Regions from separate parts of the Homo sapiens genome. Here region 1 is linked to region 2. A link is a loop called in an ENCODE intact Hi-C map of the cell type or tissue named here. Cell type or tissue: CD14-positive monocyte. All regions are shown on one strand.

Region 1 (8,000 bases), 50 kb after region 2:
CCTTAAAACCTCTTTTGATTATTTAAATCTCTTGCACATAAACAGGACAATATGTAGTATCTGGGGCTTTACATTAAACTTCTGAAACACATGACTTCATCTATTTGGGTCCAAATATATGCTGTACCCAAAGGTGTAACAAGACCTGAATTTATTCAGACTTTTATAAATCCTTCTATAATACCCATATTTGTGATTATAAGATTTATTAAAAAGCTATTACTCCTAAACTAGCCAATTTTGTATATTAATCCATCTACTCACTCGTAAGTTTTACTAAGTGAAATGCTATGTGTGTTGCACAATGCAAGGGGCTGGAAGAGATACCAAAATGTAAGTTGAACTTTTACTGTCAACTAAATTATAGCATAAATGGAGACAATGGCATGTACTGTGCAACAGTGTTCCACACTACAAAGCAGTACAAAAACTAAACACCCAAAAAAGTGTAAGACGCCAAAGTCAGAGAAGGGATATGTCAATGTGCCAGGTGTTAGGTACAACTTCATGAAAGGTTTGACCTTGAAGGAGAAGCAGTATTTGGAGTATGAAAGGAGAAAAGAAAAACGATTCAGGCTAGAACCTTATACATAAAGACTTGCAATCAGACATGGTCATGTTCTATTACAAAGGCAGAAACTAAAACAGGCTCAGGTGGAGGGAGGAACAGGGCCATTCTGGCAGGTGGGTGGGGTGGTGCTAAGTTGTGGGGCATCTAGAAGACCAGGATGAGGAGTGCAGATGACAGAGTCATGTGAGATTTCTGCAAGGTCTGCAGCAGGATGTGCTCAGTGCATCAGAAAATTAACCAACACAGAGAAGCAGGGAAGTCACAAGGGGAGAGGAAGCAGCTGAAAGAGGTTTGCTGTGGCCTGGGCGACCAGGGGCACTGGAAAGGGAGGAGGTGACAGAGGTGTGGGAACAAAGACAAGCTCTTAGTGACCACCCTGCTGGTCTTGCCATCCTCTCCCTCTGCCAACCATTCCTTTACATCCCTGTGACAGTCCTTCTTAAACACTGATTTCAAAATGCCTCTTCAATCCTTATATACCACTGTTTTCTGATGAATCCTCCTTAAAATGCAGGTCCAATCTCACTGTACAACCTCAAAATCCGAAACAAAATCCCACAAACTTGGTGGTACTCCAGTGCTTTACCAAAATAATGCACAAACCTCTTCCTTAGCAATGAAGACTACTTACAATATGCCCTCCAGATGGAATGTCCTAGTCACTTATCCATCCACCCAACAAATACTGACAGAGAGCTTGTTATGCATATGTACAGCAGAGTCCCGGCTCTCAGGAAGCCCACAGACTAGTTCAGACACATGACACCACCCACATTCCCTGATCACTATTCCACAGCGTGCTTGTAATGGTACCTTTAGAGCCCTTGGCAGAAACACCACTTCTCTCTAGACTTCTTGATCCAACTAACAACCTCTCAAGACTTTGCTTATGCAGTATTGTTTTTTACAGCCCTTAATTCCATTTTGCGCACTACTACTATCCACTGTCATCCTTTTAGACTCACCAAGGGCAGGCACAGTGTCTTAGTCATTTTCATGCAGGAAATATTTGTAGAAGTAAATTGGCCACGGGGACAAAACGGAAGGAAGAATAAAAGGTGATTAGCCCGATGTTTTTCTGATTTCTTATTGTTTGAAACACGATACCTGAGTTTGCTTTGTGGTTTCCATGCCCGGGTGGAAGCACTCAGCAGTCTTGTGTCCCCAAAGCCCAGAGACGGGGGTCTGCTCAGTGACTCTAGTGAGGGACTCTTGCGGAGGTGGGGGTCTGGCTTCAGGGTCTCAGTCCTTCCCTTTAGAATATCTGTGGGAACAACCACATAATCACTCATTCCCAAAGAAGCAGCTCTTGACTGCCATCATACTTCATTCTCAAATACAATACAGTTCTCATTTTATCCTCAAGTGCAAACATATATATAGTTTCTGAAGTAATAAAAATGCAATAGGGATGTGGATTCTACAGGCAGGACCACTACATCATTTACAGCATCTAGCACCAAATCAACCTCCTGCTCAAAAATCACTGTGAATTTCAAGATGATGTCATCAGAGCATTACACCAAGCATGTGTCCTTCTAAGGGCCTTGTGCAAGTGCCAACGAAGCCAGCCCTGTCCCCAGGTAGTATCTTTTGTTTTAACTGACAGACATCTGAGAGAGAGTGGCAGGAAAATGCCTCAAGTGATGATCAGACCACAGGCAGCAATAAACAAGAAGCTGGGAACCAAGAAGAACTACTTGACAAGAGAAAAGGCCATTCTAGCCATAGGGCCTGGCTTGCTAAACAAGAAGTAGGAATCACTCTTTCAAGGCTCCTTTCTGCTGTCATATTAGTCTGAGTCAAAAAACAGGTAATGAAATGAACTGAATCCTCCAGATGATACTTGTTTTTCTTTTTCTCTTCTAGAGACAGGGTCTTGCCGTGTTGCCCAGGCTGGATTTGGACTTGACCTCCTAATGATCCTCTGTCTCAGCCTCCCAAGTAGCTGGGACTACAGGAAAGTGCACCACCATGTCTAGCCAGACTATATTTCTCAAAGGACCATAAAAGTGCGGAACAGGAGACATCTTTCGAGACTGTCTAGTTTATATTTATAGAGGAAACTGGAGCTCAGAGAACTAAGTGCCTTGTTCTAAGCTACAGAGCAGACCAGGGACCAGGATGAGCCCACAGTTGCCGCCCATGACCTGTGAATAGTCACAGAAGAAAGTAATCCTTCCACAGCTCACTGCCACCAATTAGGGGCAGTAAAGTTGGGAGTGAGGCTAGTCAGCTCTAAATAGCAGAGAAAAACAGTATTTACATCCAAGGGAACAACAAGAACAGCACATTAATCTTTGGTTTCTGCAGCTTCCAATGACCTCAGTGTTGACAAGCAATTCCTGGGGATTGCTAGAAGCAAGTAATTGTCACTGTAATCCTTTGCTGTAATAACAGTAAATATAATCATCCAAGCAGACAGGTGCCTGGTGGGGGCTAAGTAGGGAGGGCTGTCAATGAGATATTAACTGCAGAGCAATAAGCTATTGTGGTCTCAAGTTCAGTATGTACCGTGTCAACTAAAAGAATGGTTTTGGCCGGGTGCAGTGGCTCATGCCTGTAATCCCAGCACTTTGGGAGGCCGAGGTGGGTGGATTACGAGGTCAGGAGATCGAGACCATCCTGGCTAACACGGTGAAACCCCATCTCTACTAAAAATACAAAAAATTAGCCGGGCATGGTGGCAGGCGCCTGTAGTCCCAGCTACTCGGGAGGCTGAGGCAGGAGAATGGTGTGAACCTGGGAGGCAGAGATTGCAGTGAGCCGAGCTCACGCCACTGCACTCCAGCCTGGGTGACAGAGCAAGACTGCATCTCAAAAAAAAAAAAGAATGGTTTCTTGGCCAGGCATGATGGCTCATAACTGTAATCCCAGCGCTTTGGGAGGCCAAGGCAAGAGGATTGCTTGAGGCCAGGAGTTCAAGACCAGCCTGGGCAACTTAGTGAGACCCTGTCTCTATCCCCCCACAAAATTTTTGTAATTAGCCAGGCATGGTGACATGCACCTCTAGTCCCAGCCACTTGAAGGCTGAAGCAGGAGGATCATTTGAGGCCAGATGTTTGAGGCTGTAGTGAGCTATGATAATGCCACTGCACTCCTGCCTGTGTGACAGCAAGACTCTCTCTCAAAGAAAACCAGAAAGAATGGTGTCTCTACACAATAGAAAACTTTAAGGCTAGTGGAACAGAGAGAAGAACAAATATTATCTACCAAAGGCTTACCTAGTTCACTTAAAAATGGTTGATAAGGTAAATTTTATATTATGTGTCTTTTACCACAATTTTTCAAAAACCCCACACCTAGCACTATGCGTGTCATCAAATTATTCCCTCTTTTGTGCTACACAGCAAGCACGGAGATGGTGAGCCAAGTGGGCTTCCTGCTGTGCTCTGGTCTCCTCCACTCCCCTCCTAGTATGGGACACTCAGGCCTGGTCTCCTGGAGCACGTACTCTCTCATTTCTCTACCTCCACTGAACTCTGTTTGTTCTTACACTCTTGACTTTACACTGGCCTTTGGTCTTCATTTCCTTCTGCTGGGAAGTCACTATCATGACTTGGAGTCCCACGTAAACTTTCACCACTTTAGAAAGCTATTACTCGAGCAATCACCAGCCTCAGCACCAAGAGGCACATGGTAGAAAGAATCAGGAGACTTCCTGGCCCCACAGCCATCCAAAATCGCTGTAGCCTTTATAAGTCACTCAATTTCTGTAGGGCTTGAATCTCTCCCATGTAAAACTCGAGGAATGGGCTCAGATCATCTTCAAATTCTCAATTGTCAGTGTTTACCCAACTCTAAAATCCTTATTTAATTCCATGAAAAAGCAAAGAAGATTCAGAGGGGAAAGTTCCCTCATAGAAACAACTATTTTAAGAACAAGCCTGATTGTGTTTGACCAAGATCTAAAGGAAGTACAGCTGTAGAAATTTTATTTTATGCTTAGAAACAAAAGGATTTCTGTCCATGTGACCCAGACTTTTGGCTTTCTATCCCTTCTACAGGGACCAGTAAACAGTCCATTCAGTGTTCTTTTTGCCTTTTTTATTTCCTAACAGTCACCACATAGACACATACATAGGTTCTAAGCCCCGTATTCTGGACAACCTTAACTTCCCACTAGGCTTGAGCACTGTTGTCCCTTTAGTTCTGGGCAGGCGAACTGGGTCAGCAGAGAACAGCAGGTGAGATGTGCACAGTAAACACTTCCACAGTGCTTGCCACACACCCAGCATGTTCAAGGCGCTTTAATGTGCTAACTCAATCCTTGATACAATCCTAGGAAGTGGACCGGATTATTTCCGTTTTAGAGATGAGGAGACTAAAGCACAGAGAAGTGGGGTGATGGGGCCAAAGCCAGGCTGAGCAGCAGTACTGAGACTCAAGCCCACGTGTCCCTTCTTGAGGGCTGCTTCACATCAGCCTGTGACACAGGAAATATGACGCCACGCAAATGTGATGGATGGGGACTGCTGGGACTGCTGAATGCAACCTCCACTTTACAACCAGGATTGGAGTTAAAACAAAAAACAAATACACACACACACACACACACACACACACACACACACACACACGGTGTAACAACAGGAAGAGGACTGCACCAAAAGACAAATACCTTTAAAGGGGCAAATTTTAAGAATTGCAGAAGTAGCAGACAAATTCAAAATCAGGTAAGATTTTTTCCCTTAGTTACTTTTTAAAGATTAGAAAATATGCTCTTGAGGTTCAGTTAAAAAACAATATGCCAGGCACAGTGGCTCACACCTATAATCCCAGCACTGTGGGAGGCCGAGGCAGGAGGATCACTTGAGACCAGGAGTTTGAGACCAGCCTGGGAAACAAAGCAAGACCATGTCTCTGAAAAAAGGAAAAGAAAAAAAAAATTGGGCCTGTCTCCCCAGCACAAGGGCACTGAGAAGTGCAGCTGGCAGGAGACACTTTTTCCTTTTGTCAGCTGCACTGCTGCATCTAACATTCATGATATGTACATTATTCGGGGTTGAAATCACTTGCAAGAAATGCCACTGATTATTTTTCTAAGCTCAGTTTCATGCAGAGAAATGAAGAAAAGTTAACTGCACGGAAAGATAAGTCAAAAGTTCTTTATGTTGACATAATTTACCTGAGAGGGGAAGGTCAGGAAGGTCCAAGCGTTGAGTCACCCCTCTGCTGGCTGGCCGCACACTGCTGTAAGTCGAATGCCTCTGTAAAAACCAGGGGGACACCAGCACGGTGAGCTCATAACATCAAGAATAGCACAAACACAGATGTGTGTGTGTGCATGCGTGTGTGTGCAACAGTTCTTAAACACAGTGGAATAACCAGGGGAGTTTTTAATTAACTCATTTATTTGAATAGGTAATACATGCAATAGACACTATCCCCAAAAGCAATGAAAAGGGCAAATAATGAAGAGAAAGTCTCCTTTTCCTTCCCATCTCCCAGTTCTTCTCTCCAAGGGCAATCATTATTAATTGGCTTTGTGAATATCTTTCCTGGAATGTTCTATGTATATTCAAGGATGTGTGTATAAGTATTCTATTTTTAATGGTTAATAGGTATATGAAAAGATGCTCAACATCACTAATCATCAGGGAAATGCAAACCAAAACCACAGTGACACGCCACCTCACATTTATTAGGAAGACCATCATCAAAAAAAAAAAACTGAAAAAGAACAAGTATTGGTGAGGAGGTAGAGAAAATGAAACTCCTGTGTACTGTTAGTGGGAATGTACAATGGTGCAGCCATTACGCAGAACAGTATGGAGGTTCCTCAAAAAATTAGAAATAGTACTACCAAATGATCCAGCAACACCACTTCTAGGTATTTATCCAAGAAAATTGAAAACAGGATCTCAAAGAGATACTTGCACTCTCTTGCTCATTGCAGCATAATTCACAACAGCCAAGACGTGGAAGCAACCCCAGTGTCCACCACCAGATGAATGGACGAAGAAAATGTGGTATAGAATATACAATGGAATATTATTCAGCCTTAAAAAAGAAGGAAATCCTGTCCCATGCTACAACATAAATGAGTTTTGGAGACATTATGCTAAGTCAAATACACCAGTCACTGAAGGACAAGAGCGGCATAACTCTATGTACGTGAGGAATCTAAAGTAGTCAAAATCACAGAAGCAGACAGTGGAGTGGTGGCTCCCAGAGGCCTCAGGGAGGGGAAGTGGGGAATTGTTCCGTGGATACAGAGTTTCAGTCAGGCAAGATAACAAAGTTCTAGAGGACAGAAAGATGGCAACAAGAGACACTGGGGAGTGCTAGAGGAGGGGGAGGCAAGCACTGAAAACCTGTTGGGTACTATGCTCACTACTTGGGTGATGGGATCAATCATACCCCAAACCTCAGCATCCCACAATATATCCATGTAACAAATCTGTACATGTACACCCTGAATCTGAAATAAAATTAAAAATTTAAAAAAAAATTTTTCTAGAGACCTGCCATACAATATTGTGCTTCTAGTTAACAATACTTAAAAATTTGTTAATAGAGTAGATTTCATGGTGTATTTTTTTTACTGCCATTTAAAAAAGCATTTCAGAATGCAAGTAAGCATGATATTATTCAAGGAAAAACCTTGAAAAACACCCTCTGTTTTTCTAAAAACACAACTGTTATCATAGCATTATATTGTTTTGTACACCATTTTGCTTCTTTCACTTACTGTATCTTAGAAGTCATTCTATACCCACCATCACCCACCATCTTGGCAGCTTCCTCTGAGAAGTGCCACAAGAGGCCAAGTAAGTGGCTCTGGGGACAGATGGCACCACCCACCTGTGAGACTCTGGGTTACTTAATTTTCTGTGCCTTATTTTCTTTATTTATAAAATGGCAACGATACTAAACGTACTTACCTCAAAGGGTTATGGGAGGATTAAATGAGTTAAATCCAGTTAGAACAATCAAAACACAGCCCAGCAGATAGTAAGCATTCAGTAGATCTTAGCTATTTTCATTACCATAATTTATTTTACTGATTCTCTATTGATATTCATGTTGATATTGATATTAGGAACAATGCTGCAATGAACAACCTGGTACATTTGCCTGTGCAGGGCCATTCTGAGGCTTTCCAGAACATTATTTTCTCTTAGAGGCTCTACTTCATAGCATATTAAACACAATTCCATGTATCCACATCCCACAAAAATATAATGGTCGTGGTATACAGTTTTCAAAAGTAGTTTTAAATCTTGCTTTTGAAGTTGGCTGAACAAAAGTGACAATATGGGGCATTCCTATCCCATTCACAATCCTGTGGGAAAGCATCCGATATTTCACCATTAAGTATGATGTTTGCTGTAGATATATAATACAGACCCTTTATCAGATTAAAGACTTTCCCTTCTATTCCTACTTTTCTAAGAATTTCCATCAAGAAAGATATTAATCTTTA
Region 2 (8,000 bases):
AATTATAAAAATAAAGATCTCATCCTAATATGTTATACCCCAGAAACTTATATTTACTTGAATATAAACATATAAGACAATTTTCCTGGCATAATCTAACAACAGAACTTGACTGAAGATTTGGGGATTACTGCTGTCACTTCTGACTGGGTGTAGTTTTAAAGTGTCATGTGTAATTCAACATACTGGATTTTCCAATCCACATCAAGGTACTGAAAAGCAAATTTAAGAATGTAGGAAATTTCTATTTTGTTGGTGGAAAAAGCCGGGAAAGTGCTCACAAACACTCCTAAGTGCCTTTGAGATTAATTATCATGTGTGTCAGCAGCTCCTCACAGACCATCCACACCAATGAAACCCCTGGCTCTGACAATTAGGACAACAAAATGACCTCATTCACTTCCCAGCTCACTAACTTCTATAGCACATTAGATGAAAATTAAGAAAAAGATATTATATTTAAACAGAAGTAAATATTAATTACAACACTACAAAGAAAAATGTATTCTGTGTAAAATATAATCTTCCAACAAGGTCTCATTGTATCTTTATCCTTACCTGATCTCTCTGTTGGTACTCCTTAGTTTTGTTGTTTCTGAAGGGAGATCCCTGCTACTCCACCCTGGTCAGATGTGTAAGTTTCCTCACACCTTTTTAAATTTCCCAGACTTGTAAATACACAATAGGGATATCTGCGTCTTAAAGATTTAGCAAAATCTGGGCTGATGGGGATATTTTTTCTTTGTGTGTGTGACTACATTTTAAAGCATAAATTCAACCTCTTCAATGGTTAAAGTTTTATGTCTTCTTAAGTTTCATAGGAATATTTACATTTAATATTTGAAGAAACATACTTGTATTTTTCTAGAAAACTGTCCATTCTGTTTCAAAATTACACTGGCATAGCACTGTTCATGGTGGTAAGATTTCACAATAGATGTACATTCACTTTTTCATTTCTCAGATTCCCCACATGCTTTGAGGGTTATGGAATTTTTTTTTTTTTTTTTTTTTTGAGATGGAGTTTCGCTCTTGTCACCCAGGCTGGAGTGCAATGGTGCAATCTTGGCTCACTGCAACCTCTGCCTCCTGGGTTCAAGCAATTCTCCTGCCTCAGCCTCCCGAGTAGCTGGGATTACAGGTGCCCGCCACCACACCTGGCCAATTTTGTGTATCTTTAGTAGGTACGGGCTTTCACAATGTTGGCCAGGCTGGTCTCAAACTCCTGACCTCAGGTGATCCACCCACCTCAGCCTCCCAAAGTGCTGGGATTACAGGTGTGGGCCACTGCACCCAGCTGGAATTGTTATCTCATTTTTATTTCAACTTAGATTTTCCCAATCCCTAATGAGATTGAACATCTTTAAAAATCCTCATTGACCATTCATCATCATCATCTGTGAATTTTCTCTTCTAGTCTTTGATAATTTCCTACTAGGTTGTATTTTTATTACTGGTGAGCAGAAATTTTTAATAGATTATCTGTCTTTGCTTTTTCTGTAGTTTCATTACAATATGTCTAGATGGATATTTTGTTTTATTCATCCTGCTTGAGATAAATAAAGAATCTGTGGACTCTTTCATTATCCTTTCATCATTCTGGAAAATTTTCAGGCATCATATCTTCAAATACTGTCTCCATTCCATTCTTTCTATCCTTTTCATCTGGAATTCCCTCTGGGCATGGGACATGGCCATTGTCTGATTTTTTTTGTCCCTGTCTCTTAAACTCTGAGACAGACACTATTATTTAGATAGCCCAACAGTCATTCCCAAGCTCTCTCCCTCGCAGGCTTCCCACTAAAGAAACTGAAAACTGTTCATATGCTCACTTCCTCAAATGCCCTTGCAGCTGGGGACCATGTAACAGAGTACTGCCAATGAGCTGGAGAAACCCAGGGAGCCTTTCACTTTCATTCTTTAAAGGGAAAGATAGGAGGCACTTGCTCTCTCTCTTCCCCTTCTTCCTGCCCTGTAGGTGGAAGTGATGTCTGAAGTTTGGCAGCCACCTTCAACCACAAAGAACAAGCATGGGGACAAAAGGAACAGATTAAAGATGGTGAGAATGGAGAGGAGACACTCTGGGGCTTTGATTACAATACTGAGTGGTGAACCAGTTCTAAAACTACTATTGTTAAGAAAATTAACATTTTTATGGTTTAAGCAACTGCTGGTTGGGTTTTCCATTTCTTGAAGCTGAACACATACTAATTCAACCTTACCATTATATTTTATATTTTTTAATGTCTCTTTTATATTTTGGGTGATCTCCCTGTATTTATTTTCCAATTTAGTATTTCTCTCTTCTGCTGTATCTAATGAGTTTGGCAACACATATTGTGGTCTTAATTCCAATTTTTCATTTCTAGAAGTGTTAGATTCTTTTTACAAATCTCTTTTTTAAATAGAATCATTCTTTCCTTGTGGTTTCTATTCCTCCTTTTATCTCTTTCATGTTTAAATAGTCTTTTGGTAGTCTCTTATTTATCATCTCAAGTTCTGGTAGATAATCCTTTTGTTTGCTATATCTGCTGACTAGCTCAAGTAGATCATTTTCTCAAGTGTTCTGTTACTTTTTAGCAGCCATTGTAGTATCAGCCCAGGGGCTTCCTGCATCTAAGAGTATACTAAGGGCTTCATGCAGCACAGATATTATAAATTTGGACTCTAAACCTCATCTGGCCCTGTTTCCTTTCCTTGCAAGAGACTCTCTCTCTTTTCTCTCTCTCCTTTTCCTCTCTCTGCGCGCACGTGCGCACACAATCCCAGGTGGAAACCAGCTTCCTTATCACCTCCCTGGGCTGGCTGGTGGAGTTTTAGAGATTTCTGCTTTCACTAAGAAGATCAGCATGTTGTGAGCCTTGGCTTTATGCAGGCTTGCTGCTTGCTTGGCCCACCATCCCCCACCCACCCCTGCCGAGTTTTGCAGGCTCAGTTGTGCCTGGTTTCTGCTTTGTTTTACATTTCTGGCATCTGGGTATTTCCCATTCTTTATTAAGAGCTTAGCTATGTGTTGATATTTTTTAACATAGCATTTTATTCAGATTTCTAGGTGTTCTGAACAAGAGGGCTCTAATAATAATTCAGTCCACTGTGTTTCCAGAACTGAAATTTGTCCATATGAAATCTTATGCGATTGAAAATCTCTAAATCATATGTTGATATGTGATTATATCAACTGGATAACTCTATATTAGGTATTGAGAGCAACAGACTTTCGGCAAACAGATGTCAATGTTCTACGAGAAACTGTTTATCAGATGGCATAAAGTCATTTCTCATACAATTAAAGTATCACAAGGATACAAAATAGGATACGTACCAGGCTGGGTTTGATGCCTACACTTTCAGCCGCTTCAAATGCCAACAAGAGATTCCTCTTCTAAGTTAAAAAGACAAAGAGACTGGAATCAGTAATTTAAAATATATAGCTTTTGCCAGGAAAGAATATCAACTGATATTCCCATATAGATTATTCACTATTATAAAGCGAAGAATAGTAAGTCAAGTGTACAATATTTGATCTCAGTTTAAGAAAAAAAAAAATCAACAGGTTGCAACTGCACCAAAACTAACATTACTGATTGACACCTATCAAAGATAAATTTTTGTTTACCTTTGTCAAGATTTAGGTAATTCATACTTTGCAAGATTTATGGCATAAACATTCTGTTGCATAACAAAGTTGCTTAATCATGATGCTATATCAAAAAAATTATCAAAGTAATAAATGCATATATTATAGTATATATAGATTGTATTTAAATCAAATGAAAACCTGTTCCTTCCTTCAATCCTGGTCCTTCAGAGAACTACCTTTCAATTTCTGTTTAGTTATGGATTATTTCCGTATCTCTGTAATATGCTAATACGACTACTACTTGATTTCTAAAATGAAGGCATTTTCTACTGACTTCCTCCAGGACATATGAGGACTCAGGCACCATGCATCTGCCTCCTCCTTACACTATAGACACATAGCTAATTTTAGTGCCCGTATTAATATTAGCTATGTTTGTGACCTTAAATAATATCCTTGAACTTCTATTTTTTGTCCCACTGGGTATGGACAACACTTCCTGACTCTACTTTGTATGTCAGGAGTAAATTACCCTTTCTTCCCTCCACCTGGTCAAGTTGTACATTGTCACAGCTGAGAACCTTTGCTTCCTTCCCTGGAAGCACATTTAAGTCCTCGGCGCTCTCTGACTAGAATGATTCTGGAAGCTGAAAACCACAAGCGGCATCACAGAAGCCAGCTGTGGGCACGTGTCCTCTACAGCTCCACCATCATGACCTGAGCCACTCAAAGCATCATTTAAAGGAGTTCCTCTGTTACTCTACCAGTCGCCCAAAATCACCCCACATTTTAGTGTGCCCCAGATTTGGACCCTGCCTTTCTTCAAAAGTTTGTTTTTTTCCTACAGTTTCTGCTTGTTTGGGGTTTTCCTTACTGGGAGGGGGGCTTTGTGCCTCCTTCTCATCTGGCCTCTTGCCCATTCTGACTGTTGCTTTTAAGTCCTAACATTCTCCTTGTGGCTGCCGCCATTCTATTCTGACACAGAGGGCCTGCCTCATAGTTGGACCCTGGCTTCCTCGCACAGTTTCTCATCTTCTCCTTTATCACAGCCTCGAGCTCTTAATCATCTCATCATTCTATGAAACCCTACAGCCCCAAGCCCTCCAGAACCTCACTGATTTTTGGATTTTACCCCCATTCTATTGCCTAGGTTCCTTCTTAAGAAAGAATATGGGGAGACACATTTTCTGGATGTATGAAAATTTCTCCTTTCTACCATCACGTTCAGTTAACAGGCTGGCTGGACAGGGAATCTGAGGCTGAAAATAATTTCCCCTTAGAATGTTAATGGTAGTGCTCCACAATCATTCAGCCCTAGTGTGTGGCTTCTTTTGGGGACTCTTCCTGGCTATTCTCTGATGTTTGTTCATCTAGATGAACCTAAGAATCATTTGTTCATGCTTCTCCCATTCCAAAATTCATTTCAAAATTATTAGGATTATATTAAAATTAAATTGTTATATTAAGTATAATTGAGATATAAATGTTTCTCTACATATTCAGTTTTAAGTTCCTCAGTGAAATTTCCTTTTTTTGAGATGGAATCTCGCCCTGTCACCCAGGCTGGAGTGTAGTGGCTTGAGCTCAGCTCACTGCAACCTCTGCCTCCCAGGTCCAAGTGATTCTCGTTTCTCAGTTACCTCAGTAGCTGAGATTATAGACATGCACCACCACACCTGGCTTTTTTTTTTTTTTTTTTTTTTTTTTGTATTTTTAGTAGAGAAGGGGTTTCGTCATGTTGACCAGGCTAGTTTCGAACTCCTGGGCTCAAGCGATCTGCCTACCTCAGCCTCCCAAAGTGCTGGGATTACAGGTGTGAGCTATGGCACCTGGCCATTATGTTCCTCAGTAGAATTTCTTAATTTTTTTTTTGAGATGGAGTCTCGCTGTGTCACCCAGGCTGGAGTGCAGTGGCACGATCTCGGCTCACTGCCACCTCTGCCTCTTGGGTTCAACCAGTTCCCTTGCCTCAGCCTCCCTAGTAGCTGGGACTACACGCGCCCACTACCACGCCTGGCTAATTTTTGTATTTTTAGTAGAGACAGGTTTTCACCACATTGGCCAGGCTGGTCTTGAACTCCTGACCTCAGGTGATCCGCCTGTCAAAGTCTTCCGAACTGCTGGGATTACAGACGTGAGCCACAGCACCTGTCCAAATTTCTTAATTTTGTATGTTTAGATTTTATACATAATTATGTATTTTAGATTTCATACATCATTTTATACCCTTTTCCATTTCCCCCACGGCTCTCACTCTCTACCCTTGCTTGAACATCTAGAGCCTGAAGCGACGGGTTTTCCCTGACACTGAAGCAAACTCTAGGCACCAGGTCACCAAAAAAACAGAAAGATGTAGCCACCACATTTTCTTCCAGTCTGTGGCCCATGCCTTGGAAAGCTGTTGATCTGTGGTGATCCTGCCCAAGCTGCCATGCCCCTTCCTTGAAATTAAAGGAAAGGAGCGGGCATGGGCTGGAAACTGCACACTTGTTACCCTAACACTACTCTGTTCTGCTGAGAGGGGAGCTGTGAACTCCTGGCTTCCTTCCATTTAGCCCAAATTAATGGCAGCAATCTCCTATTTTGGTGCTATTGAGGTCTTTGTGTTTACTTCAGTCCTTTTGGTTTTTAGCCAGTTTTTAGGCCACCATTATTCCAGAAGTCAAATATTTTATGGCTTTTAATATGTAATGCCAAACATTGCTTTCTAGAGCGTTACCCCAATTTTTGGCTCCAGCAATAGTGTATAAGTGGCTATTTTCCTGTACTGTCTCTGCCAAATGTATCAGGCTAAAAATATTTTATTGTTTTAATTTGTATTGATTACTAGTAAGGTCTAACGAGAAAGCATTTTTAAACTCAACGTTTTATGCAAAAACCTTCTAGTTTGATTCTAATGAAACCACTTGTTTTCTTTCCTCTTTTTTTTTTTTTTTTTTTTTTTTTAGATGGGCTCACTACTGCAGCCTCAAAATCCTGGGCTCAAGGGATCCCCCAGCCTCAGGCTCTGGAGTAGCTGGGATTACAGGCATGTTGCCACAACGCCTGGCACCGCTGTGTTTTCACAGTGTGCTGCATGCTGTTTCTTCTATGTTCAGTATCTGTTGTGAAAACACAAGCGGAGCAAGACGTGGTGGCAACATGCCTGTAATCCCAGCTACTCTGAAGCCTGAGGTGGGAGGATCCCTTGATGAAAAACTGTCTCAAAATACCCTGAAATAGTATACAGGGTGACATAGAATACAGAGAGGGGGTGGTTTTTTATTCACAACAGTAACTTTTATTCATTTTTGCAGCAGCAGAACATCTGTGACCAAGTGTTATTATCCCAATGCTCTTTCATTTGATCACTGTCACCACCACTGTGCAGAGGCCACCTGGGAGGCAGAAGCCACAGACAAGCAGCAGCTCCGAAGGGCCTCACTTCCCCCACGGGCTGTAAGCTTCAGATGCAGCTCAGCCCACAGGAGCCGGGCAGGGTGACGCCATCACTGCTTCAGTCTGCCCTGGTCGGGGGATGATGGTGCAGGCCTGGGACCTTCCAGTTCCAGGACAGCCTAAGTGCCCAACCTGTGGCAAAACTCTTAGTCACCAGCAGGGATTGAGGGGTTGGGCCCGTTGGGCCTCACACTCAAAACCGACGGGAGAAAGATGCCAATCCTAGAGTTCCCCCTCTCAGGGTCACACTTCATTCATTTCAGATACTGACATAAGCAAGGTCCAGTCCACTACCTGAGTCCGTCTGGACTAAGCAGAGAGTTGCAAAGGCGGACAAGTGAATGCCCTATCTTTTTACTGAAAACAATAAAAACAAAAATGGCTGGGCACAGTGATTCACCACTGTAATCCCAGAACTATTGGGAGGCCCAAGCGGGTGGATCACCTAAAGTCAGGAGTTTGAGACCAGCCTGACCAACATGATGAAACCCCATCTCTACTAAAAATATAAAAACTAGCCAGGTGTAGTGCCGTGTGCCTGTAGTCACAGCTACTCGAGAGGTTGAGGCAGGAGAATCGCTTGGACTTGGGAGGCGGAGGTTGCAGTGAGCTGAGATGGTACCACTGCGCTCCAGCCTGGGTGACAGAGTGAGACTCTGTCTCAAAACAGCAACAACAACAACAAAATGACAAAATCTTTCATGGACTGTAAATCGCACCCTGTGATCATATATCTCTTTACTATCATAGAAGACATGCTTGTTAGTTTTTATCAGAAATTCTCTACTTAATACCAATGTCAGACATAGTTTAATTGCTTCCATCCAGGTGGGGACACCTCATAATTTCTATACATTCTGGGCTATCAACAACTCTATCACATACTTTTTAGATTTTGATTTTAATAGTTTTACAAACATTAAAGGCTTCTCTTGGTGCCCTTTCTGATGTAAGTGTAAATTAAAAAAAAAAAAAAATGCCC

The links. Hi-C counts contacts between places; a loop is a spot of excess contacts. Peaks named below come from ENCODE experiments on the same cell type or tissue, not always from the same donor. Only the 100,000 strongest peaks of a DNase experiment are listed, where the experiment ranks them.
Region 1: a loop joins it to region 2, with 2.2 times the contacts of the local background. A loop is called at or near these places in 10 of 110 quality-filtered maps.

The regions. Positions count from the first base shown.
Region 1 is chr17:20,251,286-20,259,285 of GRCh38, reverse strand. It overlaps SPECC1 (sperm antigen with calponin homology and coiled-coil domains 1), which reads right to left. Exons shown (of 15, transcript NM_001243439.2): 10 at 5,700-5,781; 11 at 1,679-1,835. Among named protein-coding and RNA genes, the nearest start is that of FAM106B, 160 kb to the left of the region's middle. In CD14-positive monocyte, no CTCF peak of the experiment used is centred here; no DNase peak of the experiment used is centred here; H3K27ac peaks cover 1,109 bases.
Region 2 is chr17:20,301,405-20,309,404 of GRCh38, reverse strand. It overlaps SPECC1 (sperm antigen with calponin homology and coiled-coil domains 1), which reads right to left. Exons shown (of 15, transcript NM_001243439.2): 14 at 3,323-3,382. Among named protein-coding and RNA genes, the nearest start is that of FAM106B, 110 kb to the left of the region's middle. In CD14-positive monocyte, no CTCF peak of the experiment used is centred here; no DNase peak of the experiment used is centred here; H3K27ac peaks cover 635 bases.